Regions from separate parts of the Homo sapiens genome. Here region 2 is linked to region 1. Evidence: chromatin loops called from intact Hi-C (ENCODE). Cell type or tissue: dorsolateral prefrontal cortex. All regions are shown on one strand.

What was found. Peaks named below come from ENCODE experiments on the same cell type or tissue, not always from the same donor. Only the 100,000 strongest peaks of a DNase experiment are listed, where the experiment ranks them.
Region 2: it touches region 1 in a loop (8-fold over the local background); 4 of 110 quality-filtered maps call a loop at or near these places.

Annotation. Positions count from the first base shown.
Region 1 is chr5:173,666,365-173,674,364 of GRCh38, forward strand. No RefSeq gene overlaps it. Among named protein-coding and RNA genes, the nearest start is that of LINC01942, 19 kb to the right of the region's middle. RefSeq lists an enhancer at 3,639-4,235. In dorsolateral prefrontal cortex, no CTCF peak of the experiment used is centred here; DNase peaks (open chromatin) are centred at 4,637, 4,947 and 7,637; H3K4me3 peaks cover 2,155 bases; H3K27ac peaks cover 5,732 bases.
Region 2 is chr5:173,960,939-173,968,938 of GRCh38, forward strand. CPEB4 (cytoplasmic polyadenylation element binding protein 4) reads left to right here. Exons shown (of 10, transcript NM_030627.4): 10 at 1-1,042. Among named protein-coding and RNA genes, the nearest start is that of C5orf47, 24 kb to the right of the region's middle. RefSeq lists enhancers at 2,499-3,698, 2,593-3,475, 6,906-7,569. In dorsolateral prefrontal cortex, no CTCF peak of the experiment used is centred here; DNase peaks (open chromatin) are centred at 2,407, 3,173 and 7,433; H3K4me3 peaks cover 1,927 bases; H3K27ac peaks cover 7,316 bases.

The sequences.
Region 1 (8,000 bases):
AATCACAGATGACATCCCATGCTCATGGATGGGTAGGATCAATATTGTGAAAACAACCATACTGCCAAAAGCAATCTACAAATTCAATGCAATTCCCGTCAAAATACCACCTTCATTCTTCACAGAACTGGAAAACATTTCTAAAACTCTTTTATTTTCTTTTTTTGAGACAAGTCTTGCTCTGTTGCCTGGGCTGGAGTACAGTGGCACCATCACGGCTCACTGCAACCATGATCCACCTGCCTCAGCCTCCTAAGTAGTTGGGACCACAGGCATGAGCTCCCACACTTAGCTAATTTTTGTATTTTTTTGTAGAGACAGGGTTTCACCATGCTGCCCAGGCTAGTCTCCAACTCCTGAGCTTAAGTGATCCGCCCACCTCAGCCTCCCAAAGTGCTGGGATTATAGGTGTGAGCCACCACACCTGGCTGGAATCTTCTAGTTTTTCAAGAGAAGCCAGAAATTTAGACTTTGCTGTGGTGTTCTGATTTTTAAATGTTAGAAACCAATATTGCACTTCTGTGGTGGCTGCAGAAATGCTGTGGGTGTTGTATAGTGCTTTTTACCATCTATCCTACGCCTGGAAGGAGTGCCACCCTCTGAGGCATCTTCCCTAGCTGTCTCCCTGGGCCTTCCAGAGACCCAGGAAAGTGCTGGCCTCCTTGCCAGTGTCCAGGGCTCGCCTGAGCCTTGAGCATCCTTGGGCAGCTCAGCACATGGGCAGCACAGAGGTACTGCCTGGCTGTAGGTGGTAGGCTCTTGGTAGCAGATGCCAGCATCTCCCAAACATCGTAACTTCCCTTGACCCACTTATTTCACCAGCAACTCAAACCTGCTGGAGAGAGAGAGGGGCCTTGCAGTGAGTTTAAACCCAGCTGGCTGTGTCCAGGAAGGGCAAGCCACCATACCAGTCCCAGGGAGACTGCCAATGCTATCCCTCATGTCCCCCCTTTCTTCCCATGCCTTAGCACAGCGATGGAGACTCCCCAGGAATCTGTCTCTTCCCCTTCCACCTGCTCCAGGCCCCATCTCCCCCATACCTCCAAGGGCGTCAGCATCCATCCACACACTCACAAAGTCTTCTTGCAGGCCTGCTATGTACAGGGAACTTAGGAAAGGGTGGAGGCAGTGTCTGCCCTCCTGCAGCTCCAAGTCTCAAACCAAATAATCACAGACATTTAAGTGTTTAGGTGAGAACATTGCCAAGCATTACAGAGGAAAAGAACCGTACGTCATGGAGAGTAAACCAGGGCATCTGACCTAGTCCAGGGGAGAAGGGGGTTGTGAGGGCAGCTGTTGGAACTTAGCCTTAGGGACTAGTTTTAGATAGGGGGCCCTGCAGTCCGATTAGCAGAACGGAAGGCCACCCTGACTGCTGTGTGACAGCATGTTGGAGGGTGGTGGGTGTACAATGGTGAGTCGGGGAAGTGTTAAGAGGCTGACAGTCATCTAGGGGGAGAGGGTGGGTGCTGGAACGACGGGGTGGCAGAGACGTGGGCAGACTCAGACTGTGTTTAGGAGGAGTTGGTGACAGTCTGGTTAGTAAGTAAGCAGCTGCCAGGGGGCTGCCCATGTCCATGGTTTGTGTGCCATGGGGTGGCTGGTGGTGCCTCTGCTGAAGTGGGGAATGCTGCAGGGGAAGCAGCTATTGAGGGGGTGCTGTGGTGGGCAGGGGTGCATCTGAGCCAGCACAGATGGCATCCGCATCTCCCAGACACTTTTCCATGGGCAGCATTCTCTGCCTGGAAAGCCATTCTCAGCTTTCTGGACAAGGACCTGTTCATGCTCCAAGGTCTGGGTCAGTTTCCCCCTCCTCTGGGCTACACAGAGGAGTATTCCTCTGTGTATTGCTGGTGGGAGCCCACACCTCGCTTTGCTTGCAATCTGAACCACACTAGGCTGGAAGGAGCATTGCCACTGGGAGGGAAGGAGATGGTAAGGCTTACGGCAGCCTCAGGGGCAGTCACCTTGGCTTCTGGGAACAGGAGGGTAGGAAGTGTGTGTGAGAAAGAGTGTGTGAGCTTGAGAGTGTGTGAGTGTGAAACTGTAAGTGATTGAGAGTATTGTGAGTGGGAGAGAGTGTGAGAGTTTTTGAAAGAGTGTGTAAGAGCACATATAAGTGTGAGTGTGTGCATGTGTGTGTTTGCCTGAGAGAGGAGGAGGCAAGGGCAGGAAGGTTTGGAGATGGAAGGCTGGTCTTGCCATGCCCACCCTTCCTGGGAGGGCAGCGTCTGCTGTGGTGGTCAGGGCCCTGGGCTCTGAGACAGGGCTGCCTGCCTTTGAGTCTGAGTCCTCCACAGCTCTGTGACTTCAGGCAAGCAATATTACCTCTTTGAGCCTAAGGTACTCATCTGTAATGGGGTTATAAGAGCATTTGTCCCATTGGGCTAATGCAAGAAGTGAATAAGATAATGATTATAAAATACTTAGCCAGGACCTGGCATAGAAAAGCACTCAAACATAATGAACGTTTGGCTCCAACCTCCCTGTGCTCTAGGGATGCTGTCTTGGCCACCACACCTGGTCTTTTCTCCTGGTTATTCCTGTGCACAGAGCCACGTGCTCATGCACTCCCTGGTAGCACTCAGCAAGATGACCACCTTACATTTATTTGTGTGTTTGTCTAGTGCCTTTGTCTGTTTAGTGTCGCTATAACAAAATATCGGAGGCTGGATAATTTATAAAGAAAACAAGTTTACTTGGCTAATGATTCTGGTGGCTGGGAAGTCCAAGAGCATGGCACTGGTATATACTCCACTTCCAGTGAGGGCCTCATGCTGGGTCACAAGGTGGTGGAGAAGCAGAAAGGTAAGAAGGCATGTGCAAAAAGACATGCATGAGAGTCTGCGCTCACTTAAAAAAAACCCTCTTTTTTGGGAACTAATTCATTCCCACAAGAGTCAGAATTCCCTCCTGAGAGACGGCATTAATCTATTCATGACAGTGGTGTCCCATGACCCAGATACCTCCCACTAGGGCCCCTCTCCCAACACTGCCATATTGGGGATCAGATTTCAACATGAGTTTCAGAAGGGACACACTCAAACCATAGCATGTGGTTAAAGTCATCCTCTCCAGGAGCTCCAAAAGGGCTGAGCTGGGTTCCTGCTTTGCTCACCATTTTCTCCTGGCCTCTGGCCTCAGCTGGCACATAGTGGGTGTACAACAAGCATTTCTCAAATTGAATCAACCAACGCAGGTAAAACAGTAGTTTCTTCCTTCCCTTCTCCTTCCCTCCTTCTTTCCTCTTTTTCTGACCCCACCCCCAGCCCACTCTCAGGGCTGATCCTCATGCTGGGCCTGTGCTGGGCTCACCACCCTCTCTTGGTGCAACGAAGCTGAAAGCCAGAACCTACAAGAGAAGTGAAATGGCCAAGACAGGTCTGAGGCCCCCCCTGAGACTGTGTGCTATGGTTACTGTCTGCCAAATCACTGGTGCTTCTTTATTTAACTGATGGCTGCTGTCACTTTTCACACCTCTGCGCACACTTGAGAAATTACCCTTTTCTTTCTTTTTTTTTAATCCCAAAGCTCATTATTATTTTTTATTACTTTTAAGATCTCATTCTTTGTTTTAAGCCTCCTAAATGAACCTGCCAATTTATATTCCGCTATAATGGCAGAATTTTCTAATTTGTTTGTCATTGTTGAACTTTAGCCTGCTAGATTTTATCAGAAGGTAGCAGTTTGTCTGGAGAAACTTTGAAATTGTCAAAGAATTTGTTCCTTCTTGTGAGTCCTGCCAAATAAAACAAATGCAGGAAAACCTGGCTGCCTCTTAGAGAGCCCTAAACATCCCACTGCTATCTGAAAGATTGATATTCATCCTCTGAAATAAAGTCGTTTCTTTCCCATTATCTTCAGGAGCTTCAGCTAAGGATGCTAATATGGAAAACAAGGAGAGGTAAGCGGTTTGATTTTCCCCCCTTTCTCTCTTCAGGAAATTGCTTTCTTATGCAAGAGAAATGCAAGTTCACCCACAGTGGATCAGTCATATGATAAGAAATCTGTTTGCAAGACAGGGAAGCTCATTTCCCTGTTGAGAAGCTGCATTTGTTTGAGGGAGACAAGGAGAGAGAAAGCATTTTTGCTGGGCACAGGGAAGGGATTAAGGCATCATGACAAGCACATTGCTTAGAAATGAGCCCAATTAAAAAAACATGAACCCATCTGACCCTCATGTGAAAACCCAGGGCTGTCACCGTCCACTCCTTGATTTGAGAGACCAGCACAATTATTCTGGAGATCATTAAGATTCTGGGGGAATGAGTTTTCTGGTTTTGCTTGTGATTTCCATTTTTCTCATTACTGACAGAAGCTGCATTTATGGATCTTTCTGTTTAAAACAGGAGCTTCTCGGGCTGGTTTTATTTTGAATCGGCCTCCCCAAAAGGCATAATGTCAAAAGCTTAAATGGGCTCATCTGGGCTGAATGTGTGAGAACCCCGGCCCCTCCCACCCCCACCAACTTTTTTTTAAAATTTTTTTTTTTCTTGCCTTTGGAGATGGGATTCACGGGCGTGGGCAGGCAATTAGATTTTAAAGCGGGAGAACTCCGTTGCACTTGCCAGGAACTGCTGAAGCAAGCAGGAGAGCCCGTGGGCTTTGAATCCTGGCACGGAGGCAGGCGCTCCCGGCCCAGCTCTCGTAGGATGGGTGAGAGGAGTGTGTTTGTCTTTGTTCTGAAAAGGGAAATTTAATTTCATTCCCTGAGCACTATCTGCATGGCGATTCCATAGCTAGGCGATACTGGCTTTCAAAAGCCTGGGCCATTGCCTAGTTTGGGAAATGTCAAGAGTTGGCATGGTCCAGCAGAGGGTCAGCTTCCAGTGGCAGGCCAGTGCCCAGGCTTCATGCTCAGCCTTCATCTGTGGCCCCGTTCCCAGGAGGGCTGCTATCTCTCTAAAGATCGAAGGACTTTGTGTCCCCAAGCCAGCCTTCTCACATGCTGCCGGCTGAGTCACGAGGTTGGGGGCTGACGTCTGATTTCAAAGCCACTGAGAAAGAAATGCCAACACTCGTTCAAGAAGCTGGCTGGTGCTGTGCCTAGAACTCTGGACTGGAAGCCGCCTGGAGATGGATCCGGACTTGGAGGAGCCCGTTTATGGGACCCCAGACCATGCTGCTGCTCTCACGGAGCTTATCTTCTCACAGCGGCGGGTGGTAGGGGAAGTACATGATGAAATGAACAGAAAGATATTGGGTAATGATAAGGGATGTGATGAAAATGAGACTGAGTGATGTGAGAGATCAGAGGGCTTCTCGGAGGAGGTGACATTTGAGGTGAGACCTGATGAGAAAGAGCCAGCCATGCAGAAATCTGAGGGAAGAGCATCCCACACAGAGAGAACAGCAACTACAACCCCACTGAGCAGAAAGCCAGCTTGGCATGTCTTTGGAACAGTGAGGAAGCCAAAGTGGTTCCAGCGTGATGAGCGAGGGGGAGAAGATGCCATGAGATGAAGTCAGAGTGATAGGCACTATCGTAGGAAGGAGTTTGACTGAGATGCTAAATATTTTGCAGAATTTTTGGAAGCAGGGGAGAGACAGCTGACCTGATTTGTATTTTAAGAGGATCACTCTGCTTTGTGCATGGAGAATCCATTGAAGGGAGCACAAGACAGGAAGCAGGGTTGATCATCAGAGCTACTGTGGCAAATGGGCAAATGAAGCCATTTTTATCTTCCTGTGACAAGGCAACTTGTCACCAAAGGGACAGGACATCCTTCTTCAAGTCAACATTTCTAGGGTTTTGCTTATTCTGAATATGGTGGAGGCTATGGTGGTTTACTTGAAGGTATGGTTTACTAACCAGATCCCAGAAACTCACCTGTGTGTAAGAGTCTGATTTCTCGAGCATTCGCAGCCCTGCAATAGCAAGTCAGTGAGAATGGCCTTGAGCACAGCGTCTAATCAGAGCAGGCCCCCACTGGAGTACCAAAAAGGCTGTGAGGGGCACCTGTGACAGTTTGTGGTGAACAACTGTGCAGCAAGACAAAGTAATACAATCCACGTCCGATTTTTAAGATGCATTCCAGACCAAAGGTCAGGTGCCTCGCTGTCTATAGAAATCAACATACAGCTAATATGTTACATATTGATGTCCTATGTATTTCGTAGCAGTCCAAAGTGATCAGTAGCTACATAGTATAAAAGGGAGACAAGTTGTGCCCATTTTATTGCACGTGGTGTTGTATACTATACAAACTTCTTAAATTCTTTCTGATTTCTAATCTTTTACAAGCTGAAAAAAATTAAAATATCAACAAGGTTAAATATGAGAAGAAGCAAAAAAATGCAGAAAAATTTATTTGAGAAGATTTGACAGTTCTTTCAATTGTTATGCTGGCAGGGGCAGGAGGATGCAGAGAAAAAGTCTAAAGAAGAATAAAAGAGCGTTGACTGAGGAGCAGGAGAGTTTGCAGAAAAGACTAGATGAGAATGAAGACTAAGTGACTTCGAGGGGCTTGGGGAGGGGCTGCTTGAAGATGTCAATGTGGGAGATGCTTCCTGTTGGTGAGAACCAGCAGAGGTGTGAGACCCTCACTGTGCCCAGTGCCAAGCCCCCACATTGGAAAAACAATAGAAGGAATGCAAAAAGGATCCACAGTCCTGGGAGACCGAGCTAACAGGCCCTGTTTCATCTTGGACCATGTGATGCGGAGGTTCCTGTTTCAGGTGCTGACTTCCTAATGAGGCCCTGCGTGGAGAGGTGGCCCCGGGATGCTATCTATCACACAGTGATAAACAAGGCAGCGACTGTTTCCTGTCCTTTTCTGCGACTGAATCCAGTCTCATCCGTCCTCCTAGGTGACGACCCATAGTCAACATCCTGCTTTTCCCATTCACGGCTGAAGGATAATGATGCCGGTTTTCATTGTGCTTTCGGACCTTGGGACATGAAGGGATAGGCTTTCTTTCCTGCCAGAGATAGGGAAAGGGTGGATGGGAGGGCTTTCCAACAAATGCTTCACCTTCCTCCAGTTGCATAGGAGTGGGGAGAGCCGAGGGAAATGCAGAGAGGCAGCCCTGGGGCTCCTGAAACCAGGCCAAGAGGTGCATTCAATCAAGGACTGACATTTGCCCATTGACCTCTTATCGGAGTTGCTAAGTCACTGGGGCCTTTGTGCTGCAGAATTGGAAAGGAAGGGTTCACCCAGCCCGGCCAATCCTGTGCCAGCTCTCTGCCCAGGAGCTGGCCATTAGCATTTACCTGACATCTGACTGATATCTTCATTTCACTTTGGTAAACAGGCCACCTCAAGGCCAAGGTGACAGTGACCTCTGGCGCTGCACACCGCACAGGATTCTCCCTGGGGACCCTGGCGAAGCACTTTCGCATCGGCAAGAGCTCCTATTTCCCCTCCCCACCCTCTGATTAGTGCTGACGATAAATAAATAACCATCCAACAGAATAGACAGCGGGCAGGCAAGCTGGACAGAGAAAGAGAAGTGTGGAAGGGCATGAGGGAGGGTTGGGAGAGGCAGAGGGGGAGTCGGACTTAGAAGGTTGCCTCTGCTGCTCTCCCACTAAGAACAATGCAGCTGCCCAGGAAACACACCCGAGCTATGAATAGGCTCAAGCACACAGGGCGAAGCTGTCGCATTTCTGCCGTTTAGAAAGGATCTCTAGTGTGAAGTTGCTTGGAGGCTCTGATTTTGCAAACCCAATTAAATATAGATTTCTTTGGGGTGACGGTTGGGAAGGGTGTGGGTGGAATGTATGTCTGTGCTGCAATGCAATTTAATCCTGAAAGTTTCAGCAAACCTATTCACACACTCCATAAACATTTCTGAGCACCTGCTGTGTGCCAAGTGCAAGGCACATCCAGCTGAAGCACACTTTGCCCCCCAAAAACCCATGGTCCAATGGAGTTGCAATGGCTACTACCTACCAGGGTCAGGCAGGCAACATGAATGAATGAATTAGGGAGGGTGTGGGACATTAGGGAGCGGTGGGGACTGTGAGAACGAAGTGCATGTGTCCTCTGTACAGGGAC
Region 2 (8,000 bases), 290 kb after region 1:
TCTCAAACTTTTAACATAAGGATTTATTATAACAAAATATAACACTGAGAATATCCTGTTTTGTCAGATTTAATATCTGTTCTTTCTTGAGTATAGTATTCTCAAGACTAGAAGAGGTTCTTGTCCTGAGAGAAATGGACTATGAGATCTTTTGCGTCTAAGTTGTCTTTCCCAACAGGCAGCTCTTCTAACTATAGAGATTACTGAGGGTAAGGGCAGGCTGGACAGCTTCCCCTTTCTCTCATCTGGCAATTCCCAAACCTTACGTTGAGCATTCAATGAAGGGCCTTGAGGAAACCCCAGGGATGGGACACTGGAGATGTGGGTGGCATTTGGTTATCAAGTCTATAATATTCCTAGGCATTCTGGGATGGTTTCACTATTTTAAGAAAAGAAAAAAAAGATAGCCCAAGCATATTTAGTTTATTTTAGGAAATGTTTATTTCAGGTAAGTGAGATATCAATGATATGTGATATAACAACTCTATCTTGAAATTACATAGGTGCATTGCTTTGGGTGTTTTAAATCACAGAATGGTGTGTCTGGAAAGGGTGTAAGAGGCTTCCTGGGCTATATTTCTTCATTCACTGATTGCCTAAACCTACCCAACGAGGAAAATTCTTTTTATTTTTATCTTTTGTTTTTACTGTCTAACCAGATGAATAAACAGTGGAAATTCTCTACCACACTCTTAACAATCAAGTCATTTCATAACCCCTTTTGGTAATGGGTGTTTGTGTCCACAGCTAGATCAGAAAGTAAGTACTTTTTCTAGGGATTTTTTTTTTTTTTTAAGTTTGGGAAATAGTTTGATCAAAAGTCATGGGGAAAGTAATCTCTGATTTTAAAAATTGAAGAATACTGAAGGTGTCAGTGAGTTAGAAATTTTTAAGGAGTAATTATTTTCTGAAATGTGTAATAACCGAATAATAAACAAGACAAAACTCTAATATTTCAGACTGTGATCTTCAGAGGACTAGGATAGTCCTTTCCACAAGAAAAAGACAAAAAAAAATAAAGTTTTACCATTAAATACACTTAGAAAATGGGTCACCTTGTTTCTTGCAAAGTCAAAATAATGCACATTTGCACATTAGCTTATTAAGACTTCAAGAAATTCTACAATGAAGAAATCTTTTTTATTTTATTTTATTTTATTTTATTTTATTTATTTATTTTTTTGAGATGGAGTTTTGCTCTTGTTGCCCAGGCTGGAGTGAGTGCAATGGTGTGCTCTCAGCTCACTGCAACCCCTGCCTCCCGTGTTCAAGCCATTCTCCTACCTCAGCCTCCAAAGTAGCTGGGATTACAGGCATGCACCACCATGCCCAACTAATTTTGTATTTTTAGTAGAGATGGGGTTTCTCCATGTTGGTCAGGCTGGTCTCGAACTCCTGACCTCAGGTGATCCGCCCGCCTTGGCCTCCCAAAGTGCTGGGATTACAGGCGTGAGCCACCGTGCCCAGCCAGAAACCTATTTACTTTGTTGAAAGTGTCCCTCTCACTCCAATTTCTCTGACTACAGATTCTGTTTACAGGTAACACATGGAACATACTTTGGGCTATACCACTGTAACATTTTAGTATGTTTCAAGAAGCTTTGAAACCCCACTTTGTTTTTTGGCATCCATACATGTGTTCTGGAAGGGTGCTTGGCCCTGCCACTTGTGAGCCACTTTCAGAGCTGCTTTCATTGCCCACACCTACTTTACTGGAGTTCTAGGTACTTACGTAGCTTCTAAGCCCTGTCCTAGTTCCAGTGCATCCTCCTAATTCGTCTTCCCTCTACTACCATCCCAGAAGAAAGAAAAAGAGAAGTTACTTTGCACAATAAAGCTATTTTGATTATGCTTTTCACTGTCTCAGACCAGCCCTTGTTTCTCATGAGTGCCTCAAATGCCACTTGAGACAAGCAGCTAGTGCTTTGAATCTGCCATTCTATGATATGCTGTCTCCCTTTCTCATCATTCCTATATCCTCCTTCAAAATTTTCTTTTGCAAACTTCCCTCAGCACCCCTCACCCGCTGATTCTCTTGAGAATAGGCGCCACTGGCTTTGAATAAATTCTAAGAATTTAGAAAATGAACATTTGCGCCCCACTAGGAACTCTTACCTAGCAATACCAATTCAGTCGTCCTCATTAGAGAACATTTTATTTTGCCGTGCCTTGAGTCTTCTCAGGATATTTTGGGTTATCATCTTTCTCTAGTCAAGCTGGGTGTCATTGTTGGCTGTCTGGAAAAAGTGTCTTATTGTGATTCAGCGTGGTGACCAGAGTTGGAAAAGTACACATTGTCTCAGGGAAGTTAAAAATGAACAGCAGCATCCCAAATCAGAATGTGAGCAAACCTCCAGCCTTTAGTATTGCGTGTAATTTGATTCAGTGTCAGGGAAAAACTGCCTGTGGGTAGCTGGGCTGGAGGTGGTGAATCAGTGCACGCAAATGCCAGCAGCTAAGCTTGAGCTTTCTTTATCCTTTTCATCGGAGTTCTATTTCAGGAAGCCCGGCTTTGATACCCTAAAAATGTCAATGTGATCAAGCAAATGTCACCATTTTAAAGAGATTATTTTCAACTCTTCTCCCACCTCCCTGTGAGACCTAGGAGTGACTCCCCAGAACCCACCAAAGGCAGCAGGGCATTTTAAACTCGTGAAATCAGTTACCCAGGAAGAGAACCGGGAGGGGTGGTGGTAAAATAATTATGTGAAGCTGCAAAGAATGTTTTAGCTAGGATCCAAGAAAGACCTGGCGCTTCCTTATTTGGAGGAATGAAGGTGATACAGGAGCTAAAAGGAAATTATTTAGGCGGTTAGCGAGGGTAAGAGAGTCCTCAGGCTTCCCTTTTAACAAAAAGCAGCCCCCAAATCATTTCTTTTCTAACAAAGAGCAGCCTGTAAAATCGAGCTGCAGACATAAATAAGCAAGCTGGAAGCCTGCATAGGTAAATGCCGGCAGCTGTGCCAACAGGAAAAGGCTAGCTGGGGGCCAGGCATGTTCAACATGGAGGCTCCCTCTTCCTTTTCTTTGTCGCTATGTGTGCAGTAGAAAGGCAGGCAACATGGCGTTGGCCAGGTAGAGACCCCCATCTGCATAATAAAAGATTAGGGTGGGATGGCCAGCTTCTTTGTGCGTGATGCAAGTGTCACGCCTGGTCCGACCAATCTCTCTGGCCCTACGTGAATCAGACACGCCTCCTCAAGCTCATCTATAAAATCCCATGCATTTCATTGTGGAGCCGGAAGTCCCACCCGGGAGCCCCTCTCTCTCCTAAGAGAGAGAGCTATTCTCTTTCTTTTGCTTATTGAACCTCCAGGGTTAAACTCACTTCTTGTATGTCCGCGTTGTTGATTTCCCTGGCACGAGACGACGAACCTCGGGTACTTACCCCAGACCACAACGCCGCTTCAAAGGCACAATTCCCCTTTCATGTTTGAGGGAAAAGTGCTGTGGGTCCTTGAGTGTTTGGTGACAGAAGGTTTGATTCCAACAGCGTGCTGGGTGGGGTAGGGTGGGTGAGGGTGGGGTGGGGTGAGGGTGACGGTGGGGTGGGGTGAGGGTGAGGGTGGGGTGAGGGTGAGGGTTGGGGTGGGGTGGGGTGAGGGTGGGGTGGGGTGAGGGTGGGGTGGGGTGAGGGTGAGGGTTGGGGTGGGGTGGGGTGGGGTGAGGGTGGGGTGAGGGTGGGGTGGGGTGAGGGTGGGAATGTGGAATAGTCACATCCATCAGATGACTCTCAGCACTGCTGACTTCAATGACGGAATGATTTGGTTCAGAAGAAACTAGTAAATGCTGATCCCCTGTTATATATCAGGCCCTTACATACATTAGCAAGGATAACACTTCCATGAGGTATTGAACAGATCATAGAACTGTCTCATGGAGAAGGTGGGTGATTTGGCCAAGGCTGGGATGTGCCTAGGTCCCAATTCTCATCTACTAATCTCAAATCTTCTCCTTTAAACCTTCTTGCCGCTGGATTAGCAATGAACAGGATCAGGGCTTTTTATTCAAGTTTTATTTTGTTTTTAAAAGAAAAGTTTCATTCCTAAACCTAATCTGGGTGTAACTGTCATATTTGAAACTATAGAGATAGGATGATAAAACAAAAGTTGTAAGATGGGTGGGCACGGTGGCTCACGCCTGTTATCCCAGCACTCCGGGAGACCTAGGCTGAGGATCAATTGAACCCAGGAGTTCAAGACCAGCCTGGGCAACATGGCAAAACCCCGTCTCAACAACAACAACAACAACAACAAAAACTTAGCTGGGCATGGTGGTGTGTGCCTGTCGTTCCAGCTGCTGCGGGGGAAGGGGGCTGCTGAGATGGAGGATCGCTTGAGCCCAGCAGGTGGAGGCTGCAGTGAGCCACGATCTCACTATGGCACTCCAGCCTGAGCAACAAAGTGAGACCATCTTGGGGGATAAAACAAAAACACCACAAAATAAAACCAAAAAAACTCAAAAGTTGTACAATGGCTGGGAACAATGGCTCATGCCTGTAATCCCAGCACTTTGGAAGGTGGGAGGATCACTTGAGGCCAGGAGTTCAAGACGAGTTTGGGCAGCATGGCAAGACCCTGCCTCTAATTTTAAAAATAAAAAATAAAAATAAACTTTGTAAGAGCAAATGTGAGTTTTGATTGTGAGTCCTAAAATGTGGCCACTTCCTCTCTTAAAAACTGACTCTCAGCTAAGACAGGTGCTCGAGGTCATGTAATTAGTTAGTAGGGAGGCAGATAAGGAGGCCAGAGGGAAGTCCTTGAGCTCTGTCAAGCTCAGGTGGCTCAGGCCCACCTCTGCAGTTCTTGTCTGCCTTACTGGCTTCCATTAAGCCCATGAGTATGGCTCAGAGGCCAGAACTGGGTATATATTTTAGGAGTAGGGACAAGGTAGTTGAAATGACATTTCTATTCACTTTAAGGAAGTACAGTACAGACTTCTTAGTACATATTCTTTCTCTTTGATCCAACCACCAAGAGAGACACATCAGTTTGGAGTAGGAAACAAAGAAAAAGGAGGGCCCTTTTCTCTAGTATTGTAAACCCAAGAATTCCAGAAACACAATTTTAGGAGTGAGAATAATAATAATAAGGCCGGGGGCGGTGGCTCATGCCTGTAATCCCAGCACTTTGAGAGGCCAAGGTGGGCAGATCACGAGATCAGGAGTTCGAGACCAGCCTGATCAACATGGTGAAACCCCATGTCTACTAAAAATGCAAAAATTAGCCAGGCATGGTGGCGCACGCCTGTAATCCCAGCTACTCAGGAGGCTGAGGCAGGAGAATCTCTTGAACCCAGGAGGTGGAGGTTACAGTGAGCTGAGATCGCACCACTGCACTCCAGCCTGGGTAACAGAGCAAGACTCCATCTCAAAATATTAATAATAACTACAACATTGGTGGAGTGCTTTCCAAGTGCTAGGCATTTGATATAGGGATCTCCTTTCTACCTCCCCACAAGCCTATGTCATAGATACTGTCATTATACAGTATCTCATTTTAAGGCGACCAAGGTTCAAAAACGTTAACTAATCTGCAAAGCCAGGATTCAAATCCAGGCACGCAGGTCCTGCCTGTTTCACCTCACCCCTTAGAAATGTCCAACCTAAAAGGGAAATTTGATTAAAATTTCATTTATTCCCCTGCGTTGGTTAAAAACTCACCAATGAATAGTGTGACAGCTAATCTGTGTTGTAGCTATGCCATCCCCAAATTCTCAAGGGACTAAGATGAGGCCCAACTAACCAAAATCACATGGGTTCCGAGGAAGGCTATCCAGCTTGCTAAATAATGAAGAGATAGATAGGTAAGTGGTTGGAGGGATAGATTTTATTTTATTTTATTTTATTTTTGAGACAGGGTCTCACTTTGTCACCCAGACTGGAGTGCAGTGGTACCATCATGGCTCACTGCAGCTTTGACCTCCTGGGCTTAAGTGATCCTCCCACCTTAGCTTCCTGAGTAGCTGGGACCACAGATGAGCATAACCACACTCAGCTAATTTTTTATTTCTGGTACAGACAGGTTCTCTATATGTGTATCTATATGTCTATGTGTATATATAGAGACATGTATATCTCTGTATATCTCAGATATATGTTTTTTAGATGCAAAGAAAAATCCCACCAAGAAGAAAGGGTTTTACTTTTTTCTATAGAACTATAATTGACCAACATGCTCTATATAGAAAATCAAGCCTCCTCTCATGCATCTGATCCTTTGATATCTGCACGGTCTATGTAATCTCACAAAAATAGTCCTGAAATCCAAAGGAATGGGGGAGAGACTTACGGATGTGTCCTCGTGAATTTTAAAACAGCACTTGAACGTTTTGCTTTTGGATTCAGATGTCAGAAGCATCAAAATAGATTTCTACAGAGAATTTATATTCCTGACTTTTTATATATATATGTGTGTGTATATATGTAAAGAGAGGCAGTGTCTGCCATTTTTAGAGCACTGGAGCTTTGAATTACACATGGCTTTGATCCTTGCCGCAGCCTAAACAGCTGTTCTTGAGCAGATGTGATGCTGTAGAGCCTGGAAGAATCAACTTAGAATCTCTGAACCTAGATTTGCAGCAAAACGCCCTTCTGAGGGAGACGTTAAGACCATGGTCAAATACAGTCATCAGCAACTTCCTTTTTCTTTGCCCCTTCCCAAAGTTCAACTCCTACAAAGACCAAACATGAAATTCTAAAGCTGGAGAGGATGCAACCTGGGAAATCAGATTTAGTCTCGTAAGTGTTGTACTTAAGTCAGGATCAGCAGCCCTCCATAAGGGGTGTCGGAGGGTGAGGAGGAGGAGTTTAAGGGGGAGAGTAGGGAGAATGAGGAGGTCAAGAAGAGAGAGGAGAAGAATTTAACTATTGCATGTAATTTTGTGTCCAGAAGGTAACAGCACCCTCTACACACACGGCCCATAACTAGGGATCTAAGGCCTTCCACACTCCTGATCACACCCTCATCGTTCTCCCCAGGGTGGGGCAATTTTGCATTAACACAGTTATCACCCATAATGGGGAAAAACTGGAATTTTTTTCTTGGCTTTCCTTATACACGTTTTGTAATATTCTTTCCTTTGAATTCTACATGGAGAGTGGAGCTCCATAATGGTTGGAAGCCGGGGTCTATCATCTGATGCTGGTAGCACGTAGCACTGTGTTTAGCACGGAGTAAGCACTCAGTAAGTGTTAACTCATTATCATCATCGTTGTTTGCTACTATTATCTATCCACTGACAAAGTGCCAGTCCCAGTGCTGAGTTGAGGGCAGAGGTGGGTGGCAGGGTCACTGCCCAGTGCAGGGGCTAGGAACCCCGGGATGCCCCTCTCCCACATTCCTTTCCTCCTGTGGATTCTCTGGCTCCCACCCCATCCAGCCTACAACAGTTGCCATGGTGACCGAGAAGGCTCTGCGACTCCAGGCCCTGCTGCTACCGCAGTGCCCAGCTCTTGCTGTCTCCCTCTTTCCATCTTAGGAACTGGAGGATTCCGCCCACGTCTGGGAGTCATGAGCGGCAGCAGAGGGGGTTGAATGTGTGCTACCAAACTGGACAGAAACTCCAGAGGGGCTGTGTCCTGGGACTGGTTTTCTGGAAACTTTGGATAAGCCCCAAATCTTTCCCTTTAGAGAAAGAATCAGGAGGTGGGAAGAGGAGTTGGAAATTAGGCCCTGTGTCCTTCAGCGACAGCTCAGTGATACTGCCTTTGAGGAAACAGAATTTTTAGTTCTGCAATTTTTTCCCCTTTGTCCTTATAAACTGCAAAAGGTGGGTGAAGGGAGCCCAGACACCATGTGGGATAGTAGACCTGACTTGCTTCTGGGAGTTAGGCATAGCTGGGCTCAAACGCCAAAGACAGGAAGCATTGTGGTTAGGGACTTGGCTTTGGGGTGATACCAACGGGGTTTCTATCCTTGGACTACTGCTGACGGACCGAGTGACCCAGACCACATTAGGTAACCTCTAAGAATCGGCTTTCTCATGCATTAGAAGGGGCA